Regions from separate parts of the Mus musculus genome. Here region 1 is linked to region 2. A link is a loop called in an ENCODE intact Hi-C map of the cell type or tissue named here. Cell type or tissue: gastrocnemius. All regions are shown on one strand.

Region 1 (8,000 bases), 72 kb before region 2:
TAAAAATTCCACCAGAGAACTCCTAAGCCTGATAAACAGCTTCAATGAAGTAGCTGGATATAAAATTAACTCAAACAAGTCAATGGCCTTTCTGTACACAAAGGATAAACAGGCTGAGAAAGAAATTAGGGAAACAACACCCTTCTCAATAGTCACAAATAATATAAAATACCTTGGCGTGACTCTAACTAAGGAAGTGAAAGATCTGTATGATAAGAACTTCAAGTCTCTGAAGAAAGAAATTAAAGAAGATCTCAGAAGATGGAAAGATCTCCCATGCTCATGGATTGGCAGGATCAACATTGTAAAAATGGCTATCTTGCCAAAAGCAATCTACAGATTCAATGCAATTCCCATCAAAATTCCAACTCAATTCTTCAACGAATTAGAAAGGGCAATCTGCAAATTCATCTGGAATAACAAAAAACCTAGGATAGCAAAAACTCTTCTCAAGGATAAAAGCACCTCTGGTGGAATCACCATGCCTGACCTAAAGCTGTACTACAGAGCAATTGTGATAAAAACTGCATGGTACTGGTATAGAGACAGACAAGTAGACCAATGGAATAGAATCGAAGACCCAGAAATGAACCCACACACCTATGGTCACTTGATCTTTGACAAGGGAGCTAAAAACCATCCAGTGGAAAAAAGACAGCATTTTCAACAAATGGTGCTGGCACAACTGGCGGTTATCATGTAAAAGAATGTGAATTGATCCATTCCTATCTCCTTGTACTAAGGTCAAATCTAAGTGGATTAAGGAACTCCACATAAAACCAGAGACACTGAAACTTAGAGAGGAGAAAGTAGGGAAAAGCCTCGAAGATATGGGTACAGGGGAAAAATTCCTGAATAGAACAGCAATGGCTTGTGCTGTAAGATCGAAAATTGATAAATGGGACCTCATAAAGTTGCAAAGCTTCTGCAAGGCAAAAGACACTGTCAATAAGACAAAAAGACCACCAACAGATTGGGAAAGGATCTTTACCTATCCCAAATCGAATAGGGGTCTAATATCCAATATATATAAAGAACTCAAGAAGGTGGACTTCAGAAAATCAAATAACCCCTTTAAAAAATGGGGCTCAGAGCTAAACAAAGAATTCTCACCTGAGGAATACCGAATGACAGAGAAGCACCTGAAAAAATGTTCAACATCCTTAATCATCAGGGAAATGCAAATCAAAACAACCCTGAGATTACACCTCACACCAGTCAGAATGGCTAAGATCAAAAATTCAGGTGACAGCAGATGCTGGCGAGGATGTGGAGAAAGAGGAACACTCCTCTATTGTTGGTGGGATTGCAAGCTTGTACAACCACTCTGGAAATCAGTCTGGCGGTTCCTCAGGAAATTGGACATAGTACTACTGGAGGATCCCGCAATACCTCTTCTGGGCATATATCCAGAAGATGTTCCAACCGGTAAGAAGGACACATGGTCCACTATGTTCATAGCAGCCTTACTTATAATAGCCAGAAGCTGGAAAGAACCCAGATGCCCCTCAACAGAGGAATGGATACACAAAATGTGGTACATTTACACAATGGAGTACTACTCAGCTATTAAAAAGAATGAATTTATGAAATTCCTAGGCAAATGGATGGACCTGGAGGGCATCATCCTGAGTGAGGTAACCTAATCACAAAGGAACTCACACAATATGTACTCACTGATAAGTGGATATTAGGCCAGAAACTTAGGATACCCAAGATAGAAGATACAATTTGCTAAACGCACGAAACTCAAAAAGAACGAAGACCAAAGTGTGGACACTTTGCCCCTTCTTAGAATTGGGAACAAAACACCCATGGAAGGAGTTACAGAGACAAAATTTGGAGCTGTGACGAAAGGATGGACCATCTAGTGATTGCCATATCCAGGGATCCATCCCATAATCAGCTTCCAAACGCTGACACCATTGCATACACTAGCAAGATTTTGCTGAAAGGACCCAGATGTAGCTGTCTCTTGTGAGACTATGCCGGGGCCTAGCAAACACAGAAGTGGATGATCACAGTCAGCTATTGGATGGATCACAGGGCCCCCAATGGAGGAGCTAGAGAAAGTACCCAAGGAGCTAAAGGGATCTGCAACCCTATAGGTGGATCAACAATATGAACTAACCAGTACCCCGGAGCTCTTGTCTCTAGCTGCATATGTATCAAAAGATGGCCTAGTCGGCCATCACTGGAAAGAGAGGCCCATTGGACTTGCAAACTTTATATGCCCCAGTACAGGGGAACGCCAGGGCCAAAAAGGGGGAGTGGGTGGGTAGGGGAGTTGGGGGGGTGGGTATGGGGGACTTTTGGGATAGCATTGGAAATGTAAATGAGGAAGATACCTAATAAAAAATTAAAAAAAAACTTGACAATAATCTGTTCAGAGAGCACAGAATCTGAAGGTGACATGGGGCCATCACAGAGCAGCTCACTTACCTTTCCCAGGGTATTCATGGTGACTTTCCTGGTTTCGTGTGTGTCCTTTGTGGTTTCTCTGAATAAGCTTTGACTCTGAAGCTTAGAAACTTGGGCCAAGTATTTATAGGGTTCATGAAACCGAAAGCCATTAAAAGTAATTACCCTATCAAGATAGAGACTACCAGAAGGGCAAGTGGAGGGCTGGAAGGAATGAAAGATCAGCTAAGGACAATAAAGGAGGAAATAGAGTGACAGCCATGGTATGAGGGGACAGAAGACCAGGAAAGGACAATGAAGGAGGAGATTGACAGCCAAGGTGGGGCAGAGTCAGCCTGAAGAGGAGGCGGAGGCAATGGGGCTAAGAGACACTGCAGGAAGACATGCATAGAAGGAACACGCCAGACAGCGCCTGCTAATCAGCCAACAGGGTTTCTGGAAGGGCAATTAGATAGATGCTATTGCCAAACGAACAACAAATACCTTTTAAGCCTGGGTTGCCTGTAGTCAGAGGAATGAAAATGTACAAGCATCCCTATGAATGATAATTTAACCTGAGAAATGCATTGTGCCAATGAGGAATGCTGAAGATGAAGTCACAGGTTATGAAAGAGTCTCACACAGGTCAAACTGTGGCTGTTGGGGGGGAGCTTACATAAAAGCAGGAAATGGGTGTGGATCCAAAACAGGTGGCCAAGTCAATCAAGGTGAAGTGAAATAAGGAGGCCATGCTGATGATGGGGGCAGGGAGAGATGTTCAAAGTTTGTGAACAGAAAACTGAAAACATGAGAGCAGGCGGTCATAATCCAACTGCGGGCAAGGTCTGGCTGCTGCTGTGTTTGCCTCCCGTTCACATCTGGAAATCCTATATTCCCAGCATGCTCCGGGAACTTCTGTGATGAGGCCCCCGTTGTCATCTCTTCGCTAATACCTAGAGCCTGTTATTCTCAAGGTGCACCACTGCTATACTGTGGGGCTCAGTCTCAGGAAGCAGGGCTGAGAGAGCCACTGGGGACAGAAGTCTGTAGAGGCAGTTACAGGTTTCTAGGTGTGGAGATGTTCTAGCAAGAGATCAATCTGAACATCCTACTCAGAAGATCTCAGGACCCGCCTTTTCCTCCTGGGCCAGAGCTGGGATTAGGGCAGAGAAGTCTGGTTTATCTGCCGTAAAATCTGACCTAAAGGATACTTTTAGGCAGGCATCGTGATGACAGCGGTTTAAGTGGGGAAGCATCATCTTCATATACCTAGAAATGGTCCAAGAAAGACTTTTCAGGAGGGAGAGACGGAAACCTACTCAGTAAAGGGCCTTTTGTAAGTGTCTCCATTCTTACAGCTTCTGCATCCTTGTTCCTCCTCTTTGGTCCTACATATTGACATATTGACCCTGTTCAGTAAAGTTCCATGTGATTGGCAGCAGCCTACTAAGAAAGGCCACACCTTGAGGCAGTGTCCAGATGTGAGCTTTCCACCCTATATTCCACCCTATAGGGGTCTTGCTGGGTTTTGTGACACCACCTGGAACTTTAAGGTTTTTTCTTTCTTTTTTTTTTATTATTACGTATTTTCCTCAATTACATTTCCAATGCTATCCCAAAAGCCCCCCACACCCTCCCCCCCAACTCCCCTACCCACCCATTCCTATTTTTTTGGCCCTGGCGTTCCCCTGTACTGGGGCATATAAAATTTGCCTGACCAATGGGCCTCTCTTTCCAGTGATGGCCGACTAGGCCATCTTTTGATACATATGCAGCTAGAGTCAAGAGCTCCGGGGGTACTGGTTAGTTCATATTGTTGTTCCACCGATAGGGTTGCAGATCTCTTTAGCTCCTTGGATACTTTCTCTAGCTCCTCCATTGGGGGCCCTGTGATCCATCCAATAGCTGACTGTGAGCATCCACTTCTGTGTTTGCTAGGCCCCGGCCTAGTCTCACAAGAGACGGCTATATCACGGTCCTTGCAACAGAGGCTTGCTAGTGTCTGCAATGGTGTCATCGTTTGGAGGCTAATTATGGGATGGACCCCTGGATGTGGCAGTCTCTAGATGGTCCATCCTTTTGTCTCAGCTTTTTGTTTTTAAGAATCTGTATATGTATGGGTGTTTTGCCTGCCTGCGTGTCTTTCTATTTATATGAGTGCTTGGTACGCTTGGAGGCCAGAAGAGGGCACCAGATCCCCATGAACTGTAGTTGTGAGGGTTGTGAGCCACCATTGGGGGCTGGAATAGAATGCGGGTCCTCTGGAAAAACAACCAGGGTTCTTAACCATGGAGGCGGCTCTCCAGCCCCACCTGGGAAATTTTTAGTCTTTACTTTTTTTTTTTTCCTACCAAATGTTCTAACTTTAGAGCTCGACTGGGCACAAGGTTCAGAATCCTAAGAGATGACGCCAGGAGTCTTGGTACTCAAGGTGGACTCCTGACAGCTCCCTCCGACCCCGCCCAGCCAGTGTGCTCCCGGCCCAGTCAGTGTGCTCCTTTGATAAGTGCCAACGAGCCAGTGATTTCCGGGACTGGGTTTCTGTCAAGTTTAGTCAAGTTGTTCCCAGCAGCAATAAACTTAGGGGAAAAAACAAAGTGTTTGGCTCACAGGAACCTTAGAAGGGATGCACGCTGAAAGGCAAGGTCACAAATGCCCCTGGGAGTTGAACCCGTTTGGCTTTGACAGGACTTCCGCTCTCTGGTGTGAGAGTAAGGTAGTTAGGAGTGCCATGCCAGTGCTAACAGACCTGGGTCCAAATCTTACCTTCTTCTCCAACTTATTAAGACATAAGAACTACAACACCAGGTTTCCTCTCAATGAAGGGATGATGTTATATTAGCTAATATAACCAAGTAACCTCACCTCCTCGGTTTTCCCCCAAGCACCAAGTCAGTTATCATACACAGGTACTCAGTATCCTGCCTCATACGTAGTAGGTCTCTGTGTAAGTATTTATCGCCATTATCATCATCACCATCAGCATCACTACCGTGTCTCTCAGAGCATTCATTTCATTCCTCCTCAGCACCGACTTGCTTTCTGCCCTGTGGTGGGGAATACAGCCATGGAGAAAACACCCGATTTTTAAATTTAACAACTTCATTCAGAGAGTTCTTATCTCTCTCCTCTTAAGTGCACAAAATGCAAGGAAGGCTGTCCTCTCTTCACAAGGATCAGGTGTTCTCTTGCCCCTGTGAAGTCTAGAAAAACCTGTGGGGTTGGGTAAGAACTTGGCAAGCATCACGGGCAGCTATGTGGATGCCTCTGAGAAGGTGAGAATGGGCGGGGTGCTCAGAGCAATTCAGCCAGTTCTCGCTCACTGAAGACAACCAAAGGCCAAGCCTTGCTTTGAAAGCCTGCCTTTCCTGTAGATGCAAATAGATGAGGCCAAGTCTGATTACTCTGCACCGCATATCAATGTACACGGTGTCCTTTCCAGAAGATAGTGTGCCAAGGTGTAGAGAGGTCCGCGTGAGGAGACACGTTTGTAGAAGCAACTTTTGCATAACTCTTGGAAAGTAATGCAATGCTCAATTGATACGAGGCAAAATAACCACTGGCTTATAGAATCAATGAAGTATTTTAGTAAGAAAGAAGCAATAAAAAGGCACATAGTTAAAACAATAAAATAATGAGATTAAGTTGAATTTCAAGCTGTTATAATTCTTATTCAAAGATGTATATTCCTGGTGTTTTCTAATGCAGTCCTAGGAGTTGTTACTTACGTACAGTTTATGTCAATATAGCTCTAGCTTCCCTACATGTCAATAAAGCATACAGCATATGCTTATACAGTCTAAGTTTGTCCTTGCTTTACCTAGCTTTCCGTTACTATAATAAAAGCCATGTGACGAGTTTGTTTAGAGAGAAAAGAGGTCTATTTTTGCCGTGATCTGCATGAGAAAGGCCTACCCCACCGGCTCTTCTCCTCACCCTCCTATCTGCTGAGCCATATGTATCACATCAAAGAGGGGGCAGATATGTATTTGCTGTCTGAATGTCACCTTCTCCTTACAATGTTATCAGGATTCAAGCATGGAAATTCTACCCTGATGGCCTCAGATCTCACTTCTAGCTGTTGTAGTCAAGTTCCATTTCTCACCCAGGCTGCCATTACCAGGAAACCTTAGGGACTGAACCGGCTCATCTCTGGAGGCTTGGCTGTATTCAAACCACTGCACTGCTGGGTCCCATTTTTTGCTTCAACCAAACCATTATGTGATCAGTCTCAATATTTTTTATAGTTTCTCTGCTTCTTTTCTCTGTCCAACTGGAGGATGCTTCCCTCTCTCTCTCTCCAAGTCTGCCACCCTCTGTTCACTTCCCCAATGGTTCAGGGGCAGGTTTTGTTCTGTGTTTACAGCTCACCCAACCCTGCGCGCACACGCGGTCTCTGATGGAAACACTGTCCTCTGGGTTAAATTGGAGTTTAGAGACCCAAAAGTCAAAACCAAATGGCACCATGTTCTTCCTCCTTTTCTTTCTCTTCCTCTTCTTCTTTCTCTTCCTCTTCCTCTCTGTGTTAGGTTTGAATCCCTCCTTCGAGAACTTGCATGGTGACCGCGTCTAGCAGTTAATTTGACTTAGATGCTTTGAGCATCAGTGAAATATGTCAAGTCATGTCACTTCCTACTTCCATGTCACAATGCAACTGAAGCATTCCCATGGGGGTGGGGTTGACGGGGCTCAGTGTGCCCAGAAGTGTCTGAAGGAGCTGATTGACTTTTGCCAATTTATTCATAGCACAACCTGCAAAGAGCTCTTTCTGTCACGTTTTGAAACTGATTAAAAAATAACAATCCTGGGCCTTACAGATACAGAGACTGGGGTTCCGAGTAAAGGCGTGTTCCCATGTGACGACCCACAAATCTGGACTATATCTTCCAAAGTCTTATTCCTACTTTTATCCAAAGGTGCCCTTTAAATGGTACATGAAAGGTACAGAATAGGTAGTGCTAACAGCCCATGCTCACCAGTCTTTCCTATGTGCCTGTTTGCTTCAGCGAGGAGAATAGTTTGATCCTCGTGCCAATGCCCTGGATTATGGCTATTCTTTGCAGAGAAATAAATGGATGTGAAGATGTTAGCTGAAAATGCAGTGATGCTTGCTGTAGCTGATAGACAGGAGTGAGGGAGCCCTGATGTCATCACCTCCCCTGTGTGTGCGCACGCACACACACACACACACACACACACACACACACCACCACCACCACCACACTGCCTACTGCCTTATTCCCTTTCCTTCTGTCTTCTCAGACAAGATTTGAGGCCTTTGATATTCCTTTATGCCATTCATTTTTCTACCTTACCCAGAATTCCCTGTTAGTGTTTATGTAAGGAGAGTTGGACAAGACAACTGAGGACAACTCACAGTTTATCTGCTCTTGCCCACCCTGTTGTGCCTTTGGATCTTGTCAGGGCCCCTAGGCACTCTGACTTGAATTGTCCTTGTTATGAAATTAATTTCTAACAAAACAAGTAAAGGAGCTGGAGAAGCCGTGGGGTCTTTGGAGCAGCAAAACCCATTTCTGAGCTTTGAGGATATACATGTGAATAGTTTGCTCACAAGCATGTCTGTACATAAAGTCAAAGTG
Region 2 (8,000 bases):
ATCAGGCCGAGAGCTGTCACCTATGTGATGTCATAGGTTTGGGAGGTCCTGATGCCAACACTGGTCATAAGAAATTTTTCCTTTCTTAGTCAAAGCAATGTTCCAGTGATGGGAAGAAGGCAAGTTCTCTTGTCTACATAAAGCCCTAAGGAACAAATTCCCCTTCCAACTTCTACTACAGTCCTTTTCACTGAGTGGTTAAGAAACTGAGACCAAAGGGCCAAGACAGCCATTTCCCTACCCAGTCAACAGCTTGAGTCTACAGTGACCAAGGCAAGGGCCCCTAGGTGAGTCCCGAGTTCAGTGAGAGCATTGCACCACCTTCAAACACTCCTTTCTCTGCTCCTGAAATGGAGTGTGACTTTGTTCTAGAAAAGTATAAAAAGGCCGACAAGGGTGTTTTAAATCCCACATTCATTCACTTCCCCAGAGAGAACTCAAGACTTCACGTAAAGCATTCCTAACTGGAAGAACAAACCCTCCGATTGCAATAATTGCTGAAACAGAACCAAATGCGTCCTGATGGTTTCTCGTATTTTTTAAGCCTTTGGTAGCCAAGAGCTGAGCTAATCATACACAGGGCTCCCTGGACTTTAAGGTTAATGGTTAGTGATTCAAAGCACTTTGTTCCTGGCCGTCTCTAAGATGGCTTGTAGCTATGAGGTCCAAGAGAGGAACCATCCAGTACTAGACCCAAAATAGACTTCAATGTCAACATTACCTGACACTGAGCCTGTACAAGCTATAAGCCTTTGACAATTGAACATAGCCAGCCTCAATTGGCCCCAAAACCTGAAAGATTTCATATAAAATATTTATCTAAAAGAAAAAGAGAAAGAGAAATAGGGAAAGAAATACTTGCCTCCAAACTAACACTCAAAGTGATTGCCATAGCAGTGTCAATCTTCAGGGCTTGATGTCTCAGTGGATGAGAGTGCTTGGTGTGAACACAAGACGACTTTAAGTTCCCAGCCTCTGCCTTAAAGCCAGCATGGCTACATTTGCCTGTAGGCCTGGCACTGGGGAGCAGAAAAAGGCAGATCCTAGGAGCTTGCTGGCCGACCAGCATAGAGAAAATAGGCAGCTTCAGGTTCCATGAGAGGGGATGCCTCAAAATGAAGGTGAACGTGGTAGAGGAAGACGTCCAACATCCACCTCCAGTGTGTGCATGTGCACACAGGCGCATACCCCACTCCCACGGTGTCAGAGAACAAAACCGTTGGCTTACACTTTTCAGAGAAAGAACCTGGGGGCTAGGTAGAGAAACAGAAAGATGCACACAGGGGAGTGTGAGTGGTTTTTGAGATGGCGTGAAGCCCAATGCCTGCTGGGTAAGGGTCCCAAGTGTGTTTTGTAGAGGGTGTCCTTGGTGAGAGCGTGGAGCCGTTAATCCTGGTCATCTGCCTCTTCAAAATCCCAAACTCATTTGCGTACTTATGCATCGTATCTTTCTATTAGAGAAGGGAAGGCTGCCAAAGTGAATTGCAAATTACACATCGGTTCTAATTTCCCTGTAGAATACAGCTCATTAAAATCCTAAGGCTTCCTTCTTGGTCAGAGAGCAAGCCTGTGTGGTTTTCATATGCTCACACGTCCCGGGGTTAGTCTAGTTTACAGGGTAATAAAGAGATTAAACTGCTTTTAGCTGGGTAGCCTGAACTCAGTCTAGTAACAGGTGTTTTGTTTTTGTCTTTATTGTGTTGTCGTTTTGTTTTGTTTTTGCTAACCAGCATTAAGGAAAATTTGTGTTTATAATAATGAGGGGGAAAGGTTATTACTTTACATGACCTCAAGTTCATGTGGGGTTCTATCACAATGAAAGAAGAAGAGGTTGCGGTGACTCTCTCATAACTGACAGTCTGCAGAAGTGATACCTGAAAACACAACCTCACTGCTCATCATAGAAAGGAGACCTTTCAGGTTTCATGGAGTACATCTGGCTTTTGACTGGTCAACGGTCTGAATAGCAATTCTCTCCCAGCTGGCCTCTACCCCTGGCAGGTGGCTCTGGCACTTGCCAGAGGTTGATAATTCTCTTCCCTTCCCTTTGCCCTTCGGACCTTGTATCCCTTTATCACAGGACCCCAGAACCTTTATCATCCCGTTTGTGTGACTGACCTTGACTCCACATAGAAAAAAAAAACTCATTAAACTGTTTTCAGTTTGTCCTGGCAGCCCTGCTGGGTACCTGACTCAGAGTTCCTTCCGGTTTTCGGGGTGCTAATCCTTAGCTCTGGCTGCAGACAGTTATCTCGTGAAAACTCAGGTTTCTGGCCTGTCCTCTTAGGACTTCACTGGGTGGTGCTGGTGAAGGTGGGGGTGGGCAGTGAGAACATAAACTGAGAAGCACCCACAAAGCAGAAGCCAGGCATTGCTGAACTAAAAGCCCTGCTTTCTGCCTGGATTTTTTTTTTTTTTTTTTTTTTTTAGAACCTAGGGGTGAATGGTGTACTGGACTGATTAGGCCACTGATGTGGGGTAGGGGTGGAGTTGAACTGAAAGAGGGGTGTGGAATCACAGCGGAGGGGTAAACACTTCCCCCCATTAATCCCTCAGTCCATGAAATTGTCTGTAAACTCGACAGTGGTTTATGGGCCGAACAGACCATTTGGGGAGCGGTTTACAGGCAATACATGAACAAAATGAGAGGCTGTGTGTTTTATAGGGTGCTCCATCGGTCCAGTATTTCTGGGTGTGGTGTTTCTGTTGAGCACAAAATTTCCCCCAGGATTCTTTTTCCTGAACTCTACTGGGAAAGAAAAACAAGGCTCAGTTGAAAGTTTATCCCAATGTGTGTGTGTGTGTGTGTGTGTGTGTGTGTGTGTGTGTGTGTGTGTGTGTGTGAGAGAGAGAGAGAGAGAGAGAGAGAGAGAGAGAGAGAGAGAGAGAGAGAGAGAGAGAGAATTTTCTGCCTTTCTTCCTAGATTAACTAACTGGCCAATTTGCACACACACACACACACACACACACACACACACACACACACACACACACACACACAGAGAGAGAGAGAGAGCTCTATACTGCCACCTTCTGGTTTTTTAGAAATTCTGGAGAAGAAACTAGTCTTTCATGTTCACATGTACTTCAGACCTGATAGATGTCACTTCTTGTTCCAGCAGCTGGTGACAGGTGACTAGTCCTGTGAAGGAACAGCAGGGACATAAAAGTAAAGTAAGCCGTGGTACACATGATGGCCGAATCACATCCGGGTACTGGAGAGCCCATGACTGGGGTCAGAATAGATATCCTTAAAAGGACTAAGCTGACCCCTAAAGGAGGAGCAGAAATTATTGGTGGCAGGGAGGGTAGCATGAACGGAGATCACAGGAGGACTTACAGAGGGAATCCAACGAAAGAGAAGATGTCCCTGTGGGGTTAGTGCCACAGCCGCAAGCATTTTTCTTTAACACGTGCTAAGCAGACAACGTTGGTGCAGAGGCAGAGAGAAGTTATTCAGCTGGTGCAAGGGGCTCCAGTTCTGTTAAGAAACCCAGAGGGAAAAAATGGAGTCTCTGAACACCTTCTAATCAAAGGAGCAATGTGTTTGGGGTTGCCTTTCAGTTGCTTAGCTTAGGGAAGATTGTAGAAATACATCTTAGGGACAAGACAAGAGGCAGACCATGGGGTTTCCCCAAGTTCTCACCGTACCTTAAGTTGGTTGAAGATAACAGGATAGCAGAATTTACACTGAGTGATTGGCAGTTTTCAAAAGGATAGTGAAAATTAGCTACACAAACTGTAAGTCATACGCAATGGCTCTGGATGGTTTTGACTTTTGTTTTTGGTGAATACTAAGTTAACTTATTTTTTAAAGCTCAAGAAATCTAAGAATACCATAATAGGGATTGGGAAAGTAGCTGAGTTAGTGGACTGCTGGCCTAGTGTGCACAAAATCCTGGATTTTATTCCCAGTATAGCATGAATCAGAAGTTAGAGGCCATCCTTGACAACATAGTGAGTTCCAGGTGAGCCCAGATTATTCACTGACCCTGTGTCACTAAATAATCGTTTAGTTATTAATTCAGTGTTAGTCTCGTACAGAGAGTGAAGGAGTGAGCTCGCCAAGCACAACCAGCAGGGATGAAAGGCTAACTCAGTGAACAACAGAAAGACAGACGGACTTCTGAACAGACACACCGACCAGCAGAAACCACTGGGGAAAGCAACAGTCAGCCAGTGCGACTGACTTAGAGTCCCAAACAGCTATCTTCTTCTGGGTGAGACTTCAAACTAGTTCTTCCTGCCACAGGAAGTTCACATATTTTAAAAGAGTTTATTTTAATGTGTGAATATGTATGTAGATCTGCCGTGTGCCCTGGGCCTCTAGCTAGAGGCCAGGAGAGAGGGACAAAATCCTATGGAGCTGGAGTTTGAGCCACCTGGCATAGGTGCTAGAAATTGAACTCAGACAGACTCTCTGGAAGAGAAGTGTATTCTCTTAATTGTTGAGCCATCTCTTCAGCCCCCACCCACCACCACCACAGGTATTTTAACAAACTGCGGCTGAGTCTTTTGCGTTGGGAGGGTGTCTGGGCTGTCTGGGAGTGTTTGGCTCCCCGCTGTGTTCTGGGCCAGGGTTTTGACTCCCACATTACACTCTTTGGTCTTACGGACATGAATATCTTCACTTCAAACAATTTTTCAGTTTTCTGTTCCCTTTCTCACAAGGGTCAGGGGCCAGCCCGCTGGAGAAAGGATCTCAGAGGACACTCTATAGGATAATCATGCCTGGATCTTAATGGGGGGTTTCCACCCTGCCTCTAGAGCCAGCTCCTCAGGGAGGTTAAACTGCATGCGACAGTTGACTAACATAACTCACTGTCCTCTGTGACGGAGGGACAGAGAGGCCAGAGAAGAGTAAGAAAGAGATTCTGCTCTGATAGCAGGGAGGAGAGGTAGAGGGACTCTGAGCCCTGGCCTCTAGGCACACCTGTGGTGGCATTCCTGAGACCCTTTCAGGAGACATCCTGTTCCTTCCACTTCCATATGAACAGTCATCAATGTCCCTCACTCAGGCATGGTGTACATTGATCAGGCCACCTCATACTTTGAGGGTCCGGGAGGGAAAAGATGTTGGGAAGACTTTGGTTCTGCCTCCTCCTTTGCTCTTTGAATGAATGAATGAATGAATGAAAATACCCTTTTTTGTTATTTTTAAGAGGAGAAAAAGAGGAGCACTGTGATTAGCTAGTCCAGATCTATTCCACAGGAGGCATTATGTGCATGAGGTCGCAGGAATCTGGGGGAGAGGTACAGGGAGGAGAGGAAGACGAGAAAGAGGGGACTGATTGGTTCATTCTCCTGGGATCCGTGAGATGTGGAAATGGACGACACAATCAACATGGCCCCCAGATTTTCTGTCTGGGTGAGCCCAGGCGCTCGGGCCACACATGTGAGAACTCAGGAAATAGGAAACTGTAGGGGAGAATGAAGGGCTAAGCTGAATCACCCTTGAGCATTTAGGGTGTGGTTTCTACCAGGTTTGGATTCGATCAGATAGGTTAGGTCACAGCATCACGCTATCCTCGGGGCAAAGTACTCTCAGTGACTTCACTTGTGCAAATCTTGAAAAGGAGTAGAAACTGGATTAAAGGTCAAAGAGAGCATGCTTCGTTCGAGGTTTCCTGAGTGGAGTGGAGATATTTCAAGACATGATTAGCTATTTTCCCTTTTACAGTCTCTCTCTGTTCCTGAAGATAATGTCTAGTGCACTGACACTGAGAAACAAAGTCTCACTGTCCCTCTAAAAGTCCTCAGTGTCCCTGCCTCTGTGCACATCCTCAGTATGCTAGCCATAGACTGACTGATCTTGTGATGTAGTAGTCATCTTGACAGCTATTAAACCAATCAGCTATTCCGCCTAAGTTAGCAACTTGAAGGAACTTGTAGAAAAGATGAGAGCCGTTGTTCTTCAAACAAGACGGGAGTTGGGTTTTTGTTGTTGTTTCTTGTTATTGTTGTTTATTGTGGTTGTTTTTGTTTTCCCACAAAGGGACAACAAAGAGAGGTGGCTCAGCATGCAAGCATGGGGATTGGAGTCTCAAAACTTCGAGAATCCACCTAAACCTGAGTGTGGTGGTGCATGGCTCTAATCCCTGTTTACAGGTAAGTTATCCTGTGTTGAACCCTGTCTCAAGGGGGAAGGTGAGGGCTGACACCAGAGGCCTCTGCACAAACTTACCATGGCAGGTGTGGACACACACACATTTTTTTAAAAAGGGACAATAGTCCAAATTAGAATCAGAACTCTGGCAGGCCAAACACCCTTTAGGTAACAGGAGTAAAATGGGGCTCAACATAGTGTCAGGACCAGCACCCTAGCATTGAGACCTCTTGTCATTTTGTCTGAGGGGTTTAGTCCTCCATCACACTAATGCTCTTGAGATTTCCTTTTGGACTTAGACAAATGTCTACTTCGTTTTTATTCCCCAGAACATATTTCTTGACTTCCGTTTTAGAAATAAGGGGAAGCTAGAAAGCTCTTACTGCCATCAGAGTGTCTGAGAGTTGGGGTTATGTTTGAGGGGTGGTGGGGTGGGCACAGTAAGCAGTCGCTGCGGGCTTCTGTTGGAGGTGGAGGTGGAACAAACTGGGCTTCCTGGAACATCCCCATCGTGTGAGGCTTTGGCTGGACCCATAATCTATAGTGTTCACACGACTTCTCAACTTGTTTGCTATATGGGAAAGTTTGTTTTATAACAGGTCTCACTGGTTGAATAACTGCATTTGATGAATGCCAGGGAGTTGTATAATTCTATGGTTCTTTGCCAACGTTTTCATGGCAGCTTAAGACAGCAATGTTAAAACACTACTCTTACGGTTTTTCAAATATATAACTGCAAAGTCAGGTGAGCATTATTAGTAGTACTGTCTTAAACCTCAAATGAAATCCTTATTCGGTCACTGCAAATGAGATGAAAATGTAAGATGGCTGGACAGCTGAAGGAGCAGTTGCCAAGAAAATGCCTTGTTCAGTTCCTTGACAAATCTGATAACGTGTTTTCTGAGCATGAAATGACCCGGTCAGGAACAAATAATCCGTTCAGTCTGTGGTTGAATGAACACAAATATTTGCACAGCATCCACTGAACACAGAATCTTCTACTAGGTCCCCTTTAAAGACAGAGCGAGAAGAACAATCTTTCTACAACTTGACACACACAGGGGATCAATCATTGGGAGATCCATCACTTCCTCATGGCTTAGAGCGTGTCTGGCAATGTGAGAAAGATGGAAGGACCGTTGAAACATAGGGCTGATCGTGTAACAGGAGTCTTGCTCTTCTTTGTGAAGGCAACCCAATTCTGAGAGATTAAGAAACAAACTGATGGAGAAATGCATTGAAAGAAGGCTGGCTCTACTTCCCCTAGCAAATCATGTATTGTCCATGGCTCCTCAGAGAGCCTTTCACCTATCTCTGATGGAATGTTCACACACTTAGTTTGTTTATCTTTTTATTTTAAAAAAGTGTTGTTTTTAATTTTTTCTATAGTTGTTCATATTCTCTCCCTTTCCCCATCTTCTCTCACATGCACACCCTCCCTACCCACTCAGCTTCGTGGTTTCTCTCTCTCTCTCAAAAAAAAAATACTAATGAAAAAAAGAAATAGAAACTACACACACACACACACACACACACACACACACACACAAACAGCACATAAAGAAACAGGGAGAGTCTTTTGTGGTGGCCAGTGGCTCCTGAGCATGAGACCTGCTCTGAAGATGCCACTACATACCCGGTTCCACTACATTAGAGAAAATGGGTGTTCCTTCCCCCAGAAGGTATCAACTTTGAAATAACATCATGGTTGGGGTTGGGGCTTTATGTCCATTTACTCTTAACTATGCTGGAGTTTTGTCTGGTTTGAACTTGTGTAGCTCTTGTCCATGCTATCATGGTCTCTGTGAGTTCATATGTACATCAGCTGCACTGTATGTGGAAGATGCTCTTTCCGTGGGGTCATCCACCACCTCTGACTCTTACAGTCTCTCCA

Evidence for each region. Peaks named below come from ENCODE experiments on the same cell type or tissue, not always from the same donor. Only the 100,000 strongest peaks of a DNase experiment are listed, where the experiment ranks them.
Region 1: a loop joins it to region 2, with 5 times the contacts of the local background. A loop is called at or near these places in 2 of 42 quality-filtered maps.

What each region holds. Positions count from the first base shown.
Region 1 is chr3:138,307,805-138,315,804 of GRCm38, reverse strand. It overlaps Adh6a (alcohol dehydrogenase 6A (class V)), which reads right to left and starts at 2,519. Exons shown (of 9, transcript NM_026945.1): 1 at 2,443-2,519. The coding sequence starts at 2,460. In gastrocnemius, a CTCF peak has its summit at 4,592 (motif pointing right); no DNase peak of the experiment used is centred here.
Region 2 is chr3:138,235,709-138,243,708 of GRCm38, reverse strand. 0610031O16Rik (RIKEN cDNA 0610031O16 gene) reads left to right here and starts at 4,046. Exons shown (of 3, transcript NR_045760.1): 1 at 4,046-4,220; 2 at 5,996-6,108. In gastrocnemius, a CTCF peak has its summit at 3,062 (motif pointing left); no DNase peak of the experiment used is centred here; H3K27ac peaks cover 1,915 bases.